Regions from separate parts of the Homo sapiens genome. Here region 2 is linked to region 1. A link is a loop called in an ENCODE intact Hi-C map of the cell type or tissue named here. Cell type or tissue: gastrocnemius medialis. All regions are shown on one strand. Region 1 overlaps XYLT1 (xylosyltransferase 1). Region 2 overlaps XYLT1 (xylosyltransferase 1).

Region 1 (8,000 bases):
TGCCATGCTAAGCCCTTGGATGCAGTACCTCACTTAACTCCTGGAAATAATTTCCAACGTAGGCACTACTGTTCGCCCACCTTACAGAAAAGGGTGGAAAATAAGGTTGGGGATGTCGAGTAATTTGCACAAATTCATGTTGGGGAGGCAGCGAACTTGCATCTGCCTGATTCTAAAATCTGCTATTGTATCACGCCTCTTGTGTTTTGCTGAGAAGTAAATCAAGAAGCATTCAGTTCCCCTGCAGTGGAATAATGGGTATCACCATCTTTGCTCATATTAGCGTCTGTCGGGATGGAGCTGATGGGGCAGGGGTGGCATTCAATAAAGCTATGAAAAATCATTTCTGTTCCATTCCTTCTAGGGATGTGTTAGGATTGTATGTCCCTATCCCTTGTATATTAGGCACAGACAGGAAACATGCTATGGCCAAGAGCAGTGACTGGAACCCATAAGGTGTCATTCCCTGGATACCACAATATCCAGCCACACTCCTGCTGGTGGAGGTCATGCATCCCTGAGTGAGGCCCATGTGGAGTAGAGACTCTACCAACCCTCAGTGTGCAGAAATTGACCCCTGCTGCTTTGAGTCACTGAGATTTGGGGGATCTGTGTTACTGTAGCATGGTCTAACTCATCCCGATTAATCCAGGAGCTAACCTGATCTCCTTTCTTCCTTTGAGCTGAGTCAGGTACAGGAGCCAATTTTTTTCTCCCTCCAACAGACAGAAACATCTATTGACGACTCCCATGCTCCAAGAACATAAATTTAAATTCTGTCCCTAAGCCCATTTTCTAGAAGTTTCTAGAAATGTCTAAAGGGCAGGGAGTAAGCCAGAAGAGCTACTGCCCTGATGGACATCTTCGTTTTCTCTCTTCAGACATATCCTAAGTGTCATTCTGGGGCCCTTCTCTTTCCTTGTTATCAGCAAGTTTCCCCGCCACACAACAGAAAACCTCCACAAACCCCCATTTCAAAAGCTCCTGTTCTCCATCACTTTCTGGCTGAACTTTGCCAAGCAAAACCAGACAGAAAACACTGCGATCATCTCCCTCCACCCCCCACGGCCAATGAAGCTAATCTGACAATCAGAGAATGGCCAATTCCTCTGGCTAATGTGTAATATCAGGAAGAGGCACCACCATTGATTCTGATGGGACTCATGATTAATACCCGCTCTCTACTCAAGACAGGCCACCACAATGGCGATGATTAGCTTGTGGTGGCCCTGTGAACTTCTGCCTGGCCCCAGATGCTACTCAGCTGCCATGGGAACCCAAAAGATTTGAGTATAAGAGGGAAGGAAAATATTTTGTCTTCTGGAACAAAAGGGCTCACAGATACTAGATCGCTTCCAGAAAAGTCAGAGAGAGGCGCAGTCAGCGAGAATTGGAGGCCTGAGAATTTCTGTCCCTCAGAGTCACTGTCATTTTCTATAGTGACTGCGGCGTTCTCTCTGGCTTCCCCCCTTCAATTCATTTTTTTCTTTTCTTTTCTTTTTTGAGATGGAGTTTCACTCTTGTCACCTAGGCTGGAGTGCAACGGCGCCATCTTGGCTCACTGTAACCTCCGCCTCCCAGGTTCAAGTGATTCTCCTGCCTCAGCCTCCTGAGTAGCTGGGATTACAGGTGTGTGCTACCACGCCCGGCTAATTTTTGTATTTTTAGTAGAGACGGGTTTTCACCATGTTGGCCAGGCTGGTCTCGAACTCCTGACCTCAGGTGATCCACCCACATCAACCTCCAAAAGTGCTGGGACTACTATGATAATAACACTTAACATGAGATCTACCCTCTGAACCAATTTTTAAGTGTGTATTATTGTTGACTATGCAGCTATAGTCAACACTATAGTACTATATGCAACATACAGCAAATTGTTGTATATTGTTGCATGTACTACTATATTGTTGGCTATAGTACTGCACAGCAGGTCTCTATGGCTTCTTCATTGTGCATGCATGATTGAGATGTTATGCCTGTCCATCAGCAACTCCCCATGCTCCTCCCCAATCCCCCAACTCCTGGCAACTACTACTTCACTCTCTGGTTCTAGGATTCGGACTATTTTCGATAGCTGATAGAAGCAGAATAAACACGTGTACTATCTGTCCTTCTGTGACTGGTTTCTTTCAGTTAGCATAATGTCCTCAGAGTTCATCCATGTTGCTGTATGTTGCAGGATTTTCTTCTTTTTGAAGCTAACATCCATTGTGTGTATATGCCACATTTTCTTTATCCAGCCATCCAAGGATGGACATGACATATCACTTCATGTTCCCCCTAACTCTTCATCTGACTGCCAAGGGGCAAACAGATTTTGGCTTTTCTGTCCTTTCTGTGGAGACTCAAGATCCAGAAAGCCAAACCCAGGATCCCTTCCCTTCACAAAACCAATCTTGGGAGGTCTCCAGGCAGACCCATAAAAAATAACCATCATATGCCCAGCACCCAAGTGGCCCATGCTCTGTGTCCTTTGAATCTTCTTGAAAACTCACCAAAACAGACAGTATTAGTACTCCTTAAGAGGAGGAAACTAACATAGAGAGAGGTTAAATAACTTGACCGAGGCTACACTGCTAGTAATGAAGTGATTCAAACTCTCTGTGTCTCAGTTTCCTCATTTAAAACATTGGGATGATAACACCTTGGTATCCATGGGGATGATAATAATATCCATCTCAGGCCGGGCACAGTGGCTCACACCTGTAATCCCAGCACTTTGGGAGGCTGAGGCGGTCGGATCATGAAGTCCGGAGATCGAGACCATCCTGGCTAACACTGTGAAACCCCGTCTCTACTAAAAATACAAAAAATTAGCTGGGCGTGGTGGCACGCACCTGTAGTCCCAGCTACTCAGGAGGCTGAGGCAGGAGAATCGCTTGAACCCAGGAGATGGAGGTTGCAGTGAGCCAAGATCGTGCCCTGCACTGCAGCCTGGGTGACAGAGTGAGACTCTGTCTCAAAACAAACAAACAACACCTCACCTCTTGGGTAATTCAGTGAGGAAGAGTGTATGTAAAACTACTAGAATATGCCCACCACACAAAGCTGGAAGAAGAATGAGCAGTAAACCAGACTGGGGAACTCTACCAATTAACACTCTCTCTCCCCTGACAGTCTCTGCCTAGAGGACAGATGGGTTATTATTTCGCAATTGTGATCAACTGGCATCATCTTCTCTACTCTTCATCAATCCAACTCTCTCACCTTGAGTTATTTATGCTAATGCAACCCTTTGACTTACTTTATTTTAATGTACTTATTACAATGATTGCACATTCAAATGTTTGTGTGCAAGCTCCAAAACTCTAATTGCTCTGCTGTTGCCTTACCTCTAAGCTGCTGCTAGAATCCATTTTTATTCTGGAGAAATAATTAAATGCAATAATGTCCTCCATTCCCATTCAACCTTGGGCATGTTTAGAGTCAATTTCAATCAGGTAGAAATATGCTAAACATAATATGGCTCCGAGAAGCAGGTTACCTGACCCACGCTGCTGCTGCAAAGACACGTGGGTCTGTTTCCATTTTTCCCAGGTTCTCTTGGTTCAGGATGAATCAATACTTAGTCTACTGAATCCTGGCCCCTTGCTCCCATTTCTGAGGGGTGGGGGTGGGTTGCCGTGATTTTTAAACTATCCACCTTTGCTCTTATTGTTTATGTAGGAGAAGACCTGGGTACTAGTATTGCATTAGCTGATGTCCAATTTTCTTATCTGTAAAATGATGTGTCCCGAATGTGTGTTACTAACCATTCTGAGTTAGTTATTAATCAATATATTCAATGAACAAAATTCTGCCACTTCAGCTCATTAAAACAATTCGATGGACCTTAAGAGACCAGGAACTGAGGACAAAATGGAAGCTTCAAAGCGCATCCCGTCTGCAGCCCTATCCCTCTATTATCGTCTATAGCAGCACACTGAGATTCAGAGGTCTGGACTCAGGAAGAAGTGAGTTTGATTCCTCCCTTCTCCATTTGCTGGGGTTCTTCAAGCTGGGACAGAACATTTCGCCTCTCTTTGCCTCAGTTTCCTCATCCATCCCAGAGAGCCGAAGATGGCACCTACTTCCCAGGGACTGAATCGATCAAGCATAGAAGATAGTGCCTGACACGTCCAAAGTGCTTAAGAAACACGTATGTCTTAGGTTCCGTTCCAAGCCTGTTGCATGTACTAACTCATTTAATCTCCATGATGAGCTGATAAAGAAGACGCTATATTTTCTACCCATTTTTCAGATTGGAACATTAAGGTTCAGGGAGGTTAAATGACTAAGTCCACACACCTAGGAAACAGAGGAGCCAGGATTTGAACCCAGGCTGTCTAGGTCTGGAGGTCATGCCTTTCAATACCCCACTGCCTCTCCGCAGCTATTAGGAATAGGGACAGGGCCAAAGGGAAACCCCAGCCAGGTGCACTGCTCACACATGAGGGCGCCTGGCCCACCCGCTCATCGTGATCAGTTTACGGCTTCCTTTTGTGCCATGTGCACGCACAGCCGGCTGGGTAGTTATTTGGTGTTGAACTCAGTGTCCGAGGCTTCGTTCCAATCACCAAGGCTACCAAGGCCACTGGGAGGGACAAACAGGGAGAGGCCTGCACCTGCTTCCAAAAGGACCTCCGTGCCAGGGTAGGCGAACGGTGGAAGCACAGTGTGTGTGGCTGTACCAATTAGAACATGCAATTACCCAGGCTGCCAATGCAAATAGACCTAACAGAGGCCCCTCGTCCAGCTCATCTGCATGCACAAAAGGTGGCTGGCCAGCACTTAGAAACCCGTGGACCACGCTGGACGCAGGCAGGCCCTGCTTTAACAGAACCCTAAGTAAAAAGCCCTTTGCAATGTAGCATCATGTTAATGGGATGCAAAACAGCACAGGGTGAGGCAGGAAGGAGTGAGACTGATAGGGCTGGGTTGGAATCCAGTCTCTGCTCCTTAACTCTGAGACGGAGGGCAAGAGGTTTAACCTCTCAGAGCCTCATTTTTCTCATCTACAAAAGAAGGGGGTAAGAAGACCTACTTTGCAAATGTAAGGTGGGGATTAACTAATATGTCATGCACATATAATTCTATTTAACAAAACAACATTGGGTGAGAGGCTTGATACATGTTAAGCACTCAAGTGGCAGCAGGATGATATTTTAAGCTAGCGCCTTGTCACTTGATGAGCAAGTCTGAGTCTTTTGTTTGTTTGTTTGAGACGGAGTCTCGCTCTGTCGCCCAGGCTGGAGTGCAGTGGTGCGATCACGCTCATCGCAAGCTCCGCCTCCCGGGTTCACGCCATTCTCCTGCCTCAGCCTCCCGAGTAGCTGGGACTACAGGCGCCCGCCACCAAGCCCGGCTAATATTTTTTGTATTTTTTAGTAGAGACGGGGTTTCACCATGTTAGCCAGGATGGTCTCAATCTCCTGACCTCATGATCCGCCCGCCTCAGCCTCCCAAAGTGCTGGGATTACAGGCGTGAGCCACCACGCCCGGCCAAGACTGAGACTTTTTGGAAAGGCAGAGTGTTGAGGCACAGTGGGTTGAAATCTGGACCCTGGCCTTTGCTCACTGTGTGGCCCAGGGCACAGTGCCTAACTTTGTCTGCCTCAGTTTCCTTCTCTGTAAAATGGGGACAATAATGAGTACCCAATCTAATGAGGCTGTTATGAGAATTAAGAGTCAATGAATTTAAAACACTTAATACCTAGAACTTAATAAATATTAGGTATAATTTATTAAAATAGAATTAATGATTGCAATGGTGACTTAAAGTGGTTCTTAAAGTGTGGTCTGGGAACTGTTGGGGGTCCCTGAGGCCTTCTCAGGGGATCTTTAATGACAAACTATTTTCACGATAATATAAAGACATTATTTTCCTTTCTCGCTTACTCTCTCATGAGTGTACAGTGGAGTTTTCCAGAAACTCCACTGCACGTCATACTGCATCAGAAATCAGAAGCAAATGTGAGAATCTAGCTATCTTCTATTAAGCCAGGTGTTACAGAGATTTGCAAAAAATGTAAAACAGTGCCTCCCTTCTTCCTAAATTTGTTTTCGTTGGGGAAAAATATGCATACTTTTCATAAATATATTTTATATACACAAGTAATAGGTTATTATGACTGTTTTTAAGTGAATTAATAAACATTTTAAGAATGCCTTAGTTTAAATATTACTATATAGGAAGTAATTGATAGCACCTACCTAAGCCAAAGCTCTTTGGTGTTCCTCAATAATGTTTGAGACTATACAGCAATCCTGAGACCAAGTTTGAGAACTACTGACATAATACATAAGTACAATCAGAAATATTTACTGATTATTAAAATTAAAAGTTTAGGATTCTTTTATGTAGGCTGTTTTGCTACATGCCAAGCCTTTTGATTTGTATTTTACTTCCATACACAATACACACACACAGAACAGATAGAAATCGAAGTTGAGTGATAAATACTTTTTTTTTTTTTTTTTTTCTGAGACGGAGTTTCGCTCTTTGTTGCCCAGGCTGGAGTACAGTGGTGCAATCTCGGCTCACCGCAACCTCCGCTTCCCGGGTTCAAGCGATTCTCTTGTCTCAGCTTCCCAAGTAGCACGGATTACAGGTGCCCGCCACCATGCCCGACTAATTTTTGTATTTTTAGTATAGACAGGGTTTCACCATGTTGGCCAGGCTGGTCTCAAACTCCTGACTTCAGGTGATCTGCCTGCCTTGGCCTCCCAAAGTGCTGGAATTACAGGCGTGAGCCACTGCGCCCAGCCGATAAATACTTTCCTATAGAGAGAGGAACCCAGGCCCCTCAAGTCCTGAATCATCCTCAGGGAGGAAGAATGACCTGCTGTCAAGAGTTAGTCCTTGATCAAACTCTAGTCAGCCTCCTCTGCCCCCTTTTTCTACTGGGCCTCTCAGCTTTACCTATAAAGACTTGAATGAAATGCTAACGTTGTTTTTCTTTTTCTTTCTTTCTTTCTTTTTTATTTATTTATTTTTTGAGACAGGGTCTCATTTTGTTCCCCAGGCTGGAGTACAGTGGTATGATCACGACTCACTGCAGCCTCAACCTCCTGACCTCAAGCGATCCTCCTGCCTCAGCCTCCTGAGTAGCTGGGACTACACAGGCTTTCACCACTATACCCAGCTTTTTAAATTTTTTGTAGAGACAGGACCTTGCTATGTTGCCTAGGCTGGTCTCAAACTCCTAGGCTCAGGCAATCCTTGGCTTCCTAAAGTGCTGAGATTACAAGCGTGAGCTACCACGCCTGGCCTGAAACACTAACATAGTTTCTCACAGCTCAAGGCAACATCCCTGGGATGACCCCAGCTCCTGCTTAAAGTGACTGCTTTAGAAAACTCAAGGCTGCCAAAATAATTTACTGTTTGTTCCAGCTAACACCTCTAGACAGGGCATCATCTCCCAGCCTCTGTAAGAGAGCAGGAGCCACACTTCATAAACAGCAGTTAGCAAACCCATTTGAGTCACACATAGACCAACCCTCCCTTCCTGCTTTTGGTAATTCTTCACTTCCCTGAGTCCACTGAGCTCATCTCCCTTCCCTCCCTCCCACCTCTCTCCTTCTCCCTTTATTATTATTATTATTATTATTATTATCATTATTTTGAGATGGAGTCTCCCTCTGTTGCCTAGGCTGGAGTGCAATGGCATGATCTCTGCTCAGTGCAACCTCCGCCTCCCGGGTTCAAGCAATTCTCCTGCCTCAGCCTCCTGAGTAGCTGGAATTACAGGCGTGTGCCACAATGCCCAGCTAATTTTTTTTGTATTTTTAGTAGAGATGGGATTTCACCATGTTGGTCAGGCTGGTCTCGAACTCCTGACCTCGTGATCCACCTGCCTTGGCCTCCCAAAGTGCTGGGATTACAGGCGTGGGCCACCGCACTCTGCTTCCTTCTCTCTTTAAAACACCCAGTCACCTCTGAACAAATCCAAGTTGAGTTCAGTTCCATGCTGGATGCTTTTCCTATTGCAACAGGCATTACTGATTAAATGTGCCCT
Region 2 (8,000 bases), 80 kb after region 1:
CTTTTGGCTTTCACTATTAACACTCTGGTCCAAACCACCCCTGCATGTCCCCTAACAGATTACAACATCCTTCCCCCTCACCCATCTCCCTGTTCTTGCCCTTGACCCATTACAGTACATTTTCAGCAGGGCAGCCACCAATCCCATTTTCCAAGGCAAGGCCATGTCATTCCTCTGTTTAAAATCCTCTGAAGACTTCCCAGTGTGGAGTGAAGCAAGGACCCTTCTAAGTTTCCCAAGGTTCTAATGATCTAGCTTCACCTCCACCGCCCCTCTCTCCCTTACTCATGCTGTTCTAGCCACACCAGGCTCTGCTGGCAACCAACACACCAACCACATTCTATCTCAGGGCCTTTGCCCTGGCTGCTCCTGTTCCTTCCTCTTTCTGCAGAGCTCCACCACTCATGCTTTTGAGATCTTTGCTCAAACACTGCTGCATGGAATTGTCTCCACCAAAGGAAAAGGGCAACCTATCTCCAACTGGCCTTACCTAGCCCACAGTCCTCCCCTGCTTTGCTCTCCCATGCTCTCATCGCCATCTGACATGACATATCAACATGCATTTCTCGGTTGGGCGTGGCGGCTCATGCCTGTAATCCCAGCACTTTGGGAGGCCGAGACAGGCAGATCCCATGAGGTTGGGAGTTCGAGACCAGCCGGGCCAACATGGTGAAACCCCATCTCTACTAAAAGTACAAAAATTAGTTGGGCGAGGTGGCGCGTGCCTGTAATCCCAGCTACCCAGGAGGCTGAGGCAGGAGAATCGCTGGAACCCGGGAGACGGAGGTTGCAGTGAGCCGAGATCGCACCATTGCACTCCAGCCTGGGCAACAGAGAGAGACCCTGTCTCAAAAAAAAACACATGCGTTTCTCATTTACTACCTGTATAGAATGTGTGCTCAGAAGAGTAAGAATTTCTGTCATGTTGGCTGTTGTATCTCCAGCTCCTAAAACAGTATCCAGAACGTAGTAGGCACTCAACACATATTTATTGAATACACTGATCAATATTATCACATGATAATATGATATGCTATTGATAATTGCGATGATGAAAAGCAAATCCAGAAAAAAACTTCGAGTCCCTAAAGAAAAATGTTTATAAAAACAAAACATAAATTTTGAAAAAACATGTTTCCAGTCACAGCTGCCCGCAGAGAACAGGGTGGAACACCCAACAAGAAAGTAACACGTAAACACCTCACGGCCAACATGGCACACAGCAGCCTGGTTGTCTCAGGCAGCTGCTCTGCACACAGGACCCTTTCACAGAGTCCAGGGAGTAAATGCCAGCAAGGGTTGAACATGTTACAACGTCAGCCCCTGAAGCCACAGACTATTTTCGGGTGTCAGGCAAACCCACAATCTCCTGTGACAGCCAAACTACTGCAGATCTGAAAACCGTCTCCCTGCGGTCTTTCAGGGGACAGGCCTCCGGGATTGTGCCACGAACTCCTCTTGCTTCACGGCACCCAGTGCCTGCTGCATCAACAGCGACTCAGGCATAGGTGGGCTTGGGGTCTCCATCCCCCAGATGTGAGCTGGAGGCCCTACATCCTTTTGTGCCTCAAGGTTGTGCTGGCGTTTTAGTTTTAAAATGAAAAAAAAGAATAATTTGAGACAGGATCTCGCTCTATCACCCAGGCTGGAGTGCAGTAGCGCAATCACAGCTCACTGCAACCTCCATCTCCTGGCCTCAAGTGATCCTCCCACCTCAGCCTCCCGAGTAGCTGGGACTAAAAGCACGGGCCACTACACGCAGATTATGTTTTATTTTTTTGTAGAGATGGTCTTGTTATATTGTTCGGGCTAGTCTCAAACTCCTGGCCTCAGGCAATCCTTCCACCTTGGCTTCCCAAAGTGTTGGCATTACAGGCATGAGCCACCATACCCAGTGTGCTTGGCTTTTTAAATGAGAAGAGGAATCAAGAGAGCGTTCTTCCGTACCTCATCACACCCACAGTGAAACACTTGGCACATGCTATCTTGTTTGTAACTCCAGGTCACATGAGGTCACTTGGAAGCAAAAAATTAAAGCCCAATGACATTTACAGGGAGGCGTTCAACCAGCAGACTTCACCTAAACGTCACCAGCTCCGTCTCATTACAGTCAACGGGTGTTGATTTTTACACATTCTCTGCTACCCATACTTGGTTAGGACCGTGGTTTTCAGCTCAGGGGTGCTTTTGCTCCCCAGAGATATTCGGCAATGTCCAGAGACATTTGTGAGACAACTGGAGGAGGGAGTGTCATTAAAATCTAGTGTGTACATGCCAGAGATGCTGCTAAACATTCTACAATGCAGAGAACAGCCTCACAACAAAGAATAATCCTGTCCCAGGCCGGGTGCCTGTAATCCCAGCACTTTGGGAGGCCAAGGCGGGCGGATCACGAGGTCAGGAGATTGAGACCATCCTGGCTAACACGGTGAAACCCCGTCTCTACTAAAAAATACAAAAAAAAAAAAAAAATTAGCCGGGCGTGGTGGCGGGCGCCTGTAGTCCCAGCTACTCAGGAGGCTGAGGCAGGAGAATGGCACGAACCCGGGAGGTGGAGCTTGCAGTGAGCCGAGATCACGCCATTGCACTCCATCCTGGGTGACAGAAGGAGACTCCATCTCAAAAAAAAAAAAAAAAGAATAATCCTGTCCCAAATGTCAGTAGTGCCCAGATCAAGTGACCCCAGGTTAGTCAGTCCACAGGGTAAACAAGGTTGCCCTGGGGAAGGGAGTCCCTTAAGCACTGTAGTGAGGCTGGAGGCAAAAGAATGGGGTTGATAAGATCTGGTACACCTTGGGGCTTTTGAGATGTGTCTTCGCAGCCAACTGTCTAAGGATTCTTTTTTTTTTTTTGAGACAGGTCTCTGTCACCCAAGCTGGAGTGCAGTGTGGTGATCTTGGCTCACTGCAACCTCTGCCTTCCGGATTCAAGTGATTCTCCTGCCTCAGCCTCCCGAGTAGCTGGGACTACAAGCATGCGCCACCACGCTTGGCTAATTTTTATATTTTTAGTAGAGACGGTGTTTCACCATGTTGGCCAGGCTGGTCTCAAACTCCTGGCCTCAAGTGATCTGCCTGCCTCAGCCTCCCAAAGTTCTAGGATTATACATAGGCGTGAGCCACTGCGCCCGGCCTAACACAGGCAAGTCCACTACCTGGCCATGTCTGAACATACCCCAGGCCAGAAAAGGAGCTTCCTCAGCCTGTGGGTGGCAGAGGTGAGACCCAAGGGGCCAGCTGTTGGCCCGTTTTTATTTCCTTAGAAGATGTCTCAGCCTCTGCTACTCTGACCACTCGTCATCCAGGCAGTTCTGGGCTTCACTCATGTGGTGACGACACAGTTCATCTCTGAACTGCACGCAGGCAAAAAATGTCCCAGCTTGCTCTTGAGACAAGCACCTAGTTTGGCTGCCAAAAACATCCTGGTATTTCAACTCGTGCTGCTTCCCTCTCTGTAAAGAGGAAACCAGCTACCTAAACAGAGGAGGAGGAACATTCCAGAGAAGGCACAAAGCAAATCCCTGCAGAGAATGCCAAAGTCTTTGCCCTCTCTGTGGCACAGGGATGCAGGAGGCAGTGCATGGAGGCACGGAGGCTGGAGAGCCTCTGCTCCCCAAGCCTGCTACTTCCACAAGAGAGAAAAGGCAGGGGGTGACGCAGCTTGCATTCACAAGTGACAAGAGGGTGTCTCCAGCTTATCCTCTTAGCAGTCCTCATGGCTGCTTTAACTAGTTGGGAAGCTGAAGCTCAGAAGCTAAAAGCCTTTCTCAAAGGTGATGCACTGAGCAAGTGAAAGAGTTGGGATTCAAACGTAGGACTATGAAAGTAATACTAAGTGCTTAGGTGCCAGGCACTGTTCTGTTGCTTAATGCACGTTAACCCATCTGATCATCCCAACAAGTCTAGGAGGTGGCTACTGCTGTTACTTCAACCGTTTTTATTTATTATTATTATTTTTGAGAGAGAGTCTCGCTCTGTCACCCATGGTGGAGTACAGTGGCTTGATCTCGGCTCACTGCAACCTCCATTTCCTGGGTTCAAGTGATTCTCCTGCCTCAGCCTCCCGAGTAGCTGGGATTATAGGCGTGTGCCACCACACGTGGCTAATTTTTGTATTTTTAGTAAAGACGGGGTCTCGCCATGTTGGTCAGGCTGGTCTTGAACACCTGACCCCAGGTGATCCACCTGCCTTGGCCTCCCAAAGTGCTGGGATTACAGGCGTGAGCCACCGAGCCCGGCCTACTCTGACCATTTTTTAAAGAAACTGAGGCACAAAGGGATCGCTGGCGTGTGGAAGGTCTCACAGCAGCTAAGTGGTGAGCCAGGGGGTCTGCTGCATAGACCATGACCTGCCCCCACGAGGCCCGTTCTCACCTCCCCAAGGGGCTGCTTGGGGTTACCAGGTCCAGACTGCCCTTGTCCACTTTGCAGGTGAGACCCTAGGAGGATCCAGAGTCCTGAGTGTGCAGGGGACAGGACAAACAATACCCAGGGGACTGTCACTGAGGTGAATGAACGCAGCAGGCCAGGTGGGGACTTCTATGAACCAGTGACCCCATCCCGAGGCCCCATGCAAAGGGGCAGCTGGTGGTCACCAGTCATGGACATCCAGCAGCTCAGAGTGGTTTTACCTATCAGTTTTTCAAAAATCTTCCAACCCCACTCTTCCCCTCTCTAAAAATTTAAAAAATTTAAAAATCTTCCTGAGGCCAAAGGCAACCCATGTGCAGGTCAGAGATGGCCACGAGGAGGCCCATGGCACAACTTTGAGTCCAGGGCCATGAAATGAGAAAGTCACCTCCTGCTCCCATAACTGGTGCCTGATTCTAACTGGGCCAGTGAACGTGGAGACTGGTCATCTGACCAAGAACTCTCTTTGAGCCCGTTTTATAGCTGGAAGTTCCTTCTTCTAGCATTGAGCTGGCTGGGTTTTTCCTTCTCAGGACAATAAAACTGCATTTCTGTCCTCGACCCCACCCATCTGGCACCTGCACCACAGCTAACTTCAGCTTTCCACCCAGTTCTCTTTTGTTCAGTGGAAAAAATGAGCTACAGTTCCCAGAAGAAAATGAGAACGGGGTTATTATTAATAAGATACTCTTTTTCAGAAAGGCAGTTGAAGGCAGCGGGGAAGATCACATTGAGGGGGGAGCCGGGGTAGCCCCACTGCTACTCCCTCCTGCAGGACCACCTGGTCTGGAGAAGCAGCTACGCGCTGGCCCTCCCTGTTGGCTCTCAGAGGTACAAACCAGAGGTGGCGGCATTTCTAAGAAATTAGATTCAAATACTAGGACAGTTAACATTTCCTGGAGGTGTGACCGAGAACCAAGAAAAAGTGATTTTGTGAAGGCCTTGCTTGCAGGCAGAAATAACCTGTCTTCTCTGTCTGTCTGTCTGCTCTGGGGGCTACCGGAAGGAGCTGAAGGCCTGTCCCCCGCCTCTCCCCACCCCACCATGCCCTAGGCCTTAGTCCCTCCCCACTGAAGAATGCCTTTACCAACTTGGGACAGACAGAGGAGTATGAATGAATGAGAATACTCCAAGCTGACCCTGCCTGGGGCATCTCTTCTCACACATGTGGCTTCTCTGGTGCTTTATTTAGCATGAGACTGTTTAGAATGTTTATTTTTGGCTCAGTTTTGGGGGACAGTTTTCACAAATAGAATGACAGCTATGATCTTCTCTCTAAAAAAAGAGCTCGTACAATCCACCGTTGGGCATTCAGTTTCAAGAGCTTCACTGTCCCATGGTCTCCATTCTGGGACCTCTCCTCCACTGGAAGACCCTCTCCTTTAATCAAAACATGACACAAGATGACAGTGACTCCCCATGGCAAGTCCCATTGGCAGTGCTGAGCCAGCGAGGCGGGGGCCCGGTCAGGGTCCCTGAAGGAAAGAGATGTTACTCTCCAAACTGAAGAGACTGTACAAAGAGATTCTTTATAAGGAAAACTAACAAGGGAGGTGCTATGCACCAGGGCTGGCCACAGCCAGGAGCTGTCACCACCCTGGGGCCTGAAGGGGAGGGAGTGGTGTTCCTGGACCACGGAGACAGTAGCTGCAGCCACGGGAGAGGGCAGCCCCACAGCAGCTGTGGCCTTGCTAGGGGTACAGACACAGCCAACCCATGGAAACCCTCATCTCATCTCTTCCCACCTTCCTATCTCCTACCAGTTCCTCTACTTGGCCAAAGCAAAGAAAAGTCCTTGCTGATGAAACCCATCAAGGTTAGCCTCTGGAGGCCCAGAGAAGAAAGGAGAGGGGTGGAGAGTGGATCTGGGGCTGGGGCTTGCGGGGGAAGAAGACACCCAACATGTTTCATCTTGCTAACACCCAACATGGAGACAGCAGGAGGAGGCACAAAGAGGGCGTGCGGGGCTGTGGATCTTCCACGCTGAGCCTCCACCTCCCACTATCCCTGAGCAGCAGAGGAATCCTGGTTTGCTACTGAGCTGCTGAACGACTGGGCAAATTGTTCAGCAGCTCTGGGTCCTGGTTTCCTTCCATGTCAAGTATAAAGATGGAACCCAACAGGCCCTAAGGTATGGGAGTCACAGCCAGCACTGCAGAAGAGGGAGGCCTAAGTGTGGGCCCTCTCAATGCCACTCCCAAACTCTGTGGTCTTGGACCAGGGACTGAGCCTCTCCATGCCTCAGTGTCTTCACTTGCAAAGGAAGGGTGTGAGAGCACCTTCGCCAAGGGATGTTGTTATGAGGAAACGAGGTCACGCATATAAAGTGTTGAGCAACATCCCAGGCACATAGAAAACATGCAATCACCCCTCCAGCTCTCACGTTCCCCAAGTTTGGGCCTTGTCTACGGATTTTTACATCCCTCATACACCTGGACCTCCCTCGTGCTGCTATCTTTTGTGAAAGCAATTTTCTTCATTGAATGATTCCATTAACTAGAACCTGCAAACCCAGCCTGAACATTCTAGCATCGAAACCTTCTCTTTTAAGCTCCGCAGTATGCACAGCCCTGCCCCAAAACCCCATGGAGAAGATCGCTTCAGCTTCAAAGATCTTGGTGCGTGTGCTATTTATGCCAAATGTTAGTGATGCCTCCTCGCTGAGCCTCCGGCTCGTAAGTCAATGCAAAACCAGCCACACTGCCTTGTTGCTCAGTGGCAGCACCACGGGCTTCTGCCTCAGTGCTTGAAGTCAATGGCGGTGGGGGTGCCCTGAGAGAAGATGCGTGTGCTGGAAGGGAAATGTGAGTATGGCCTCCTCAAGGTGCCACTGCTGTGCTCACCGTCTGCAGGGCAAACCGTGCCACAGCCTGGGGCTTCAGCTACTCATCCTAGAATCCACTCTGTATGGACAGATGTTTCCAAGCCCATGTGCTCTGGATTGCCAAGTGAGTGATCTATAGCAAGCAAGATCTAATCTATATCCACATCTAATACATATCAAATCTCTGTATCAATAAATAGATATCAAATCTCTATGTCAATTCTTTGTGTCAAATCTGTCTAGATCTAATCTCTAATCTCCTTCTATATCTTATTGATATCTCTACCTATCTTGTAACATAGCAGGGAAGGAGACAGATTTCATTTGTCACCTGGCTCTAGTTTAGATTCTATCACCTACTGACCGTACAACTTTTAAAAGGAAACTTGGTCTCTCTGGCTTTAGCAGGCTCCTCTGTAAAATGGGGTTAAGGTTAGTAACTCCCAGGGTTATTTCCCAATATATGAAAGCTAAACTGCTAGGTTCAAATCTTGCTGCCTTTGCTACCTGTTGGGCAAGTAACTTAACCTCTTTGCGCCTCAGTTTCTCATCTGTAAAACGGGGATGACAGTAATACTTCCCATAAGAGATAGTTGTGAAATGCAAATGAGCAAATCCATGTAAAGAACTTAATTTAGAAGAGGGACTCGCATGCAGTATAAATGCTTAATTCATGTTACATAAAAGTGCTAAATTTATGAATGCATGTCCAATGTACAGTTCCCATCTCAATGAAACATCTATTCAGTGTATGTAATCATTATTGA

The links. Peaks named below come from ENCODE experiments on the same cell type or tissue, not always from the same donor. Only the 100,000 strongest peaks of a DNase experiment are listed, where the experiment ranks them.
Region 2: a loop joins it to region 1, with 2.8 times the contacts of the local background. A loop is called at or near these places in 6 of 110 quality-filtered maps.

What each region holds. Positions count from the first base shown.
Region 1 is chr16:17,262,223-17,270,222 of GRCh38, forward strand. The region is part of intron 2 of XYLT1 (xylosyltransferase 1); the gene reads right to left. Among named protein-coding and RNA genes, the nearest start is that of XYLT1, 200 kb to the right of the region's middle. RefSeq lists an enhancer at 4,096-4,967. In gastrocnemius medialis, no CTCF peak of the experiment used is centred here; a DNase peak (open chromatin) is centred at 4,549.
Region 2 is chr16:17,341,872-17,349,871 of GRCh38, forward strand. The region is part of intron 2 of XYLT1 (xylosyltransferase 1); the gene reads right to left. Among named protein-coding and RNA genes, the nearest start is that of XYLT1, 130 kb to the right of the region's middle. RefSeq lists enhancers at 3,739-4,240, 5,709-5,798. In gastrocnemius medialis, no CTCF peak of the experiment used is centred here; DNase peaks (open chromatin) are centred at 2,000 and 3,350.